2 separate regions of the Mus musculus genome follow, and region 1 is linked to region 2. A link is a contact called in ENCODE POLR2A ChIA-PET data. All regions are on one chromosome and are shown on one strand. Each heading gives the region's core, a stretch centred on a gene start or an enhancer-like site at or near the end of the contact. The rest is flanking DNA. Distances are from core to core; before and after follow the strand shown. Region 1 holds the start of C330013E15Rik (RIKEN cDNA C330013E15 gene). Region 2 holds the start of Slc11a2 (solute carrier family 11 (proton-coupled divalent metal ion transporters), member 2).

Region 1 (2,704 bases), core at 70-2,569, 190 kb after region 2:
CTGCTACTTAGCTCCACCTGGTGGAAACAGCAGCGGCCTGCAGCTCCCCATTTCCCGCGGGGTGCTCCTGCATCCCCAGGCCTTGGGTTCAGGATATTAAGCAAAGTATCAGGCACCTAGCATAGGAGCGATCGACCAAGCCGAGAGCAGCTATCACGTTCAGGAGTCAGCCCTAGGAGGGCCTGGATATTGAATTAACCTTTTCTTCATAAGACAGTGGTCCTTGGAATGGTTACCCCATAGCAGCATCTGACTTTTTAAATTTATGTTGTTGCTACTATTGTTTTTATTTCATATGTCTATGGATACTTTGCTTTAGTCAAGGAAATGTAAATACCACAGTCTTTATGATACTGATTTAATCCAAATCAAATTAATATAAATACTTAATGGGAACTTAAAAAATACCCAAGAGAGTTCCCTAACATCCTTTAGTTAGCGCAGCCTAGTTAGGGGATGCTCTGTGTGCTGACAGGAAACCAAAATGGAAATACTGACCCGGAACCTGGGAGGCCGAACACAAAACTCAAGTCTGTAACCTGTCCTTTAGATCAGTTTTTCTTTTCTTCTCGAATGTTTATTTTTATATGTGTGTCGGCGTGAACCCATGACACTCATGCGCAGGTCCCCAGGCTGAACTAGATCAGCCTCTCAGGCTGCTGTGCTTGCCGACTGGACGAAACTGCATTTACAGGACGCCACGCAAACTGTTAAATAGACACCTGACACACAAGCAAGGCCTTCGGTGTCGGACGAATCAGGAGTCCGTTCACCAAGGACCTCTCCCTCCAAAGCCTGCCCATCTACTTGACCACGCACAACACGAACTTCTGCAGACAGCTGCGGCGGTCGGTTCCTCTGTGCATCTATGAGAGCGCGTTCGGTTGCTCAGCAGATATTCTGGAACGAGGAAACGGGAAAAAATGTGATCACTGTCCTAAGAGACGTCGTCGCTACTCTTCTGGACAACTGAGCGCGGGCTAAACCACTCACAACATCTGTAGGGAGTTTTCAGGTCCCCGTAGGACGTGCCAGGCCAGGGTGCAGGTGCTGGCTGCGTCCCCTCAGCTTGTGCTGGGGCACGGTCTATCTCAGGACAGGGGGCGGGGCGCGGGGACACGGTCCATCTCCGAGCACGAAGCCAGGCGCTGGGCCCTCAACAAGAGGCCTGGAAGGACCAGAACGGCGGACAGGCTAAGGTCTGAGGTCTGGGCTGCGTCTCGCAGGCACTGTGGAGTCGTGACAGCCTGTGTTCACACCTGAATTTGGTGAGCAGAGGCGACTCACAGTGAGGAAGTCGCCCTGAGATGAGCTGACTCCGCTTTCTTTAGGGCGGGGCCGCGCAGAAAGGAGGAGCGCGCGGTGAGGGAGGGGTCGCGCAGGGAGGGCGGGGCCGCGCAGAAAGGAGGAGCCCGCGGTGAAGGCGGAGCGTTCAGGGAGGCGGGGCTAGCGGTGCGGTGAGGGCGGGGCCGCGCGGGAAGGAGTGGCTCGTGATAAGGGCGGGGCGCACGGTGAGAGCAAGGACCGCGGTGAGGGCGGGGCCGCGCAGAGAGAGCAAGGAACGCGGGGAGAGCGAGGAGGGCGGGGCCTCGCAGGGAGGGCGGGGCAATTAGTGAGGGCAAAGCGCGCGGTGAGGGCGAAGCCGCGCAGGGAGGGGCGGGGCCGAGCCCAGAGGAGGCGCGCGCCGTGAGGGCAGAGCGCGCGGGGAGGGCGGGGCTTCCGAGCAGAGCAGGGCCGCGAGCGCCCTCCTTGCCGCGACTGGCCGGCCTGCGAGGGGGCGGGGTTTCCGGCGGCGGCGCACTCGGGCATCTCCTGACGCAGAGTGGACGAACGTCACGTGACACGGAAGTGACTCCGAACAGGAAGAGGACGAGAAAAATAACCGTCCGCGACGCCGAGTGGGAGCGGACTCAGAGCCACCATGAACAGCAAAGGCAAGGCCGGGAAGTGGCGGGGGCCGTCGGGGAAGCGGGCGGGTTCGGGTCGAGCGGGCTGGGGGACGTCGGGCCTGGGGCGGTCTGTGCGGCTCTCTTCAGCGGGCCGCACAGCGCGGCCGCACCTGACGTGGCCGCCCCCCTCCACCCCCACAACGCAGCCGCTCGGCCCTCTGGGCCCCGACCCCATAAACCGTGTGGCGCAGTTTGGAGCCGCGGGCTCCTGTGTGTGGGGTGGGGGGGCTTTTCCGTGACGGACAGCGGCTGGAGCGAATGGCGAGCTAGAGCAGGGATTTGGGGAAGCCAATGGAGGGCGGGCGGAGGCGGGGCGCCGCGCCTCGGAACAACAGGCCTCGGCCGAGCTTAACTGCTGAGGTGCCGGCTCCGCTGCACGGCCCAGGCCCTCGAGGACCCGTTCTCGCCCGCCGGGGACTTCTGGCGCTTCCTCCTCGGGGCCCGGACTCGTAGCCGCCCCTGTGCGTTGCTAATGTTTGTGAGAACATGGTCGCGTTCCCCACCCCTCCACCCGCCGCCCTTCTCACGGTTAACTTCCAGTCACTCACTCTTTGGAGGTCGACCTTGACTAGGAACCCGTGAGGTAAACACTGAGAACCGTGGGTCCCACAGAGTCAGGACTGGTTACAGCACAGCCCGGGGGAGATCACCCAGAGGAGTCCCCTAAGACACCAGCAGTCCGGAGACCCCGGAACGGGTCCTCAGACCTGCCCTCTATTCGAAAGGGAACATGGCCAAGTTAGCCTCCATCAATC
Region 2 (2,700 bases), core at 111-2,610:
CAGCAGAGGCAGGAGGATCACTGTAAGCTAGAGGACAATTTGGTCTACACTGCAAGTTCAAGGCCAGTTAACGAGAGGTAGCCAGATCTAGTCTCAAAAAGACAAAGAGTAAGAAGGTACTGTCAGCACCTTGCATCTCTTCACCTGTAATTAGATGCACTTGCAGACTAACAGTATGGCTAGAAAGCCTTGCCTGGAGGACCTTTGGCAATAGCCCAGGGGACTCAGGGCAAAGACTACTGAGAAGGTTAAAGTCTTTAAGGAAACAGCAGGCACAAGCAAGCAGTAATTTAAAAAAAAAAAATACCGGTCAGCAGGAGACTGCCCTAAGCACTTTACCTGTATTAACTAACAACACCAACAGCCCTGACAGACCCAACCTTCACCACCACCACCACCACCACCCCATCCCCCCACCCCACCTTTAAGTGTGGACCGCAGGAAAGCTTAAGGAGCCTGAACCAAAAGTTAACACAGCCAAGAAGTAAGGAGACTTGGTCAGGGTGGAGAATGCCACGGTGGACAACGTGGACAGTTTCCCGTGGTTTCCCCACGGGTCACATGGAAGCTCTCGGATGCCCACCGGCCCTCACCAGCTCTTCTCCCATATTTTGCTTTTGCTGCCTTAAATCACACCGTTGAAAACCAAGGGATAACCGAGTGTCTCCATTTTATACAGCGGAAACTCTACTTCTGAGGATGCCCTTCCAAATATGATGTATCCAAGAAACGGACAAAGAATCCAAAGGTGGAATATCAAACAAATGAGTTTGCAAACTACCCGGCCTAGGACGCCGCTGAGAAGGGGAGTATCCATCGCGTGCAAGTGTCCCTGAACGAGGCCTTGGAAGGCGCAGGGTCCCAGGCTGCACACACAGCCGGACAACCGAGCAGCACTCAACCGCGAGGCCTGAGGCCTTCGGGCAGACCGCGCAGCTCCCGCAGCCGCTGGGCTGACAGGGCGCTGCGCTGCAGGGCACCCGGGGCTCCGGGAGGGCACTGCGGTCGCACCCCCCGGCCGGCCGGCCGCGGAAGGGTGGTCCGGTGTCCCGGGTGGCGGTGAAGAGCCGAGGCCCGTGATCGTCGGCGCCTATGCTGAGCCGGGAGCCCTCCCGGTCTCCTCGGGATACCGGGTTCCCTCCCCGGGCTCGCCGCTGCGCCCTCCCCGCAGGCTGCTCCAGCCCCGTAGGTCGCCGTCCGAGCCCCCTCGCACGCCCGCGCACAGCGGGCCGCCGTAACCCCTGACCCTGCCAGCACCCCGGCTTACCGGCTCCGCCACCTCCACACACGCCGCGCCGGCGACTCCATATCCCAGGAGCCAGCGGCGACCCAGTCAACCTCCTGCCCTCCCGTGATTGGCCGGCCGGGCGGGAGCCCCCCTCTCCTGATTGGCTGGACTCCTGCAGCTGCGGGATTGCGTGGCCGGCGGACCGGGAACGGAGGCTCCGCCCATCCGAGCTGCCTGGGGGCGGGGCCTGAGCGGGGGCGGGGCTGATCCGGAGGCGTGATTCCGCCGGGCGCGCCACGGTCCTCGCAGTTCAAACCTTCGGCGTTCTTATATTGGCAACTCCCATCCCCGGAATGCTCGGGACATATACATTTTTGTCATAGTTCCCGCCACTTCCTTTTAGGCAGCTACACGCCTTTTTCCTCCTAAGAGATGATAACTCCGAGAAACAGCTACACTCGATCCTAAGGCGCCATGGCAGTCCCTATTAGCTTCTTGAGCCACTGCTCGGTGCCCACTGACGCGCCAAGAACACCCCACGCCTGGGAGGAACCGAGAAACTTCGACCAGTGGAGCCAGTTCGGCTGCACCCGTCGTCCTACTCCCAAGACTCACAGTGATCCCACCTGGCTCTGTCTCTTCTCCACACATTTTATCCTGCCTGCCCCCAAAACAGTCCCACTCCATCCCCGGCCTCAGCCTCACCTCTTCGCAGTTTTATGACCTGACAACCCCCCGCCCCAAGTTGCCACCGAAAAGGACTTCTCGATTTCCCCTACAACAGTATAGATGACAGCCCTGTTTTCTTCATATAGAAACTGCCGGGAGAAATGTTCATTATTTGGTAAGAACGGAGATAGGAAGAAAGGGTAAACCCTAAAGATGGAAACTTTAAAAAAAAAAAAAAAATGACAGCAAAAGCAAACAGAAAGGCCCCTGGCTGGGGCTGCTGCTCTTCATACAGAATCGTCACCTGAAAGAAGAGAAACTACAAATTAATCTTGGCCGCCTCTCCAGCTCATCCGTGGCGTTGGAGAAAGGCTTCTTAAATGCCTTCGAGCCCAGAACCTTTCTTCTGGGACCTTCCGCTGCATCTAGAAAAGAAAGGGGCGAGATCTGTTTGTGTCAGCGTCCAGGTGTGCTCCTCGGCTGGCCAGCGTCCCTGGGCTGTGGCCACTTACTTAGCTCACAGTTGGGAGCAGCTGCTGCCGCCCTTGGCTGCTTCTTCCCCATGGTGCAGGACTGGTTTGGCTTTTCAGAGCAGCGCAGCCTCTATATATGCAGAGGAGTACGCCTCCCCTTGGCTAGAGAGAACACTTAAGGTAGGTCAACACTGAGGGAAAAATTTCAAACCGCACCCTTCAAAGCATAATCAAATTTCATCTTTGACCGGCCATGAGAAGGAGGAATTGTATTTCTGCCACTCCTAGTTATTAGTAAAAATTAATTGAGTTAAAAGTTTTCTTCTGAGA

What was found. ChIA-PET counts read pairs that join two places held with the same protein, here RNA polymerase II (POLR2A).
Region 1: POLR2A ChIA-PET joins it to region 2 with 11 read pairs in Patski. The contact joins the promoter of C330013E15Rik here to the promoter of Slc11a2 in region 2. POLR2A ChIA-PET finds 5 or more read pairs at or near these places in 3 of 5 experiments (Patski and embryonic stem cell).

Annotation. Positions count from the first base shown.
Region 1 is chr15:100,613,791-100,616,494 of GRCm38, forward strand. It overlaps C330013E15Rik (RIKEN cDNA C330013E15 gene), which reads right to left and starts at 1,320. Exons shown (of 2, transcript NR_045701.1): 1 at 994-1,320; 2 at 350-900. It overlaps Dazap2 (DAZ associated protein 2), which reads left to right and starts at 1,872. Exons shown (of 4, transcript NM_011873.2): 1 at 1,872-1,934. The coding sequence starts at 1,922.
Region 2 is chr15:100,421,695-100,424,394 of GRCm38, forward strand. Slc11a2 (solute carrier family 11 (proton-coupled divalent metal ion transporters), member 2) reads right to left here and starts at 1,361. Exons shown (of 17, transcript NM_008732.2): 1 at 1,268-1,361. Gm5475 (predicted gene 5475) reads left to right here and starts at 1,499. Exons shown (of 3, transcript NR_040351.1): 1 at 1,499-2,550.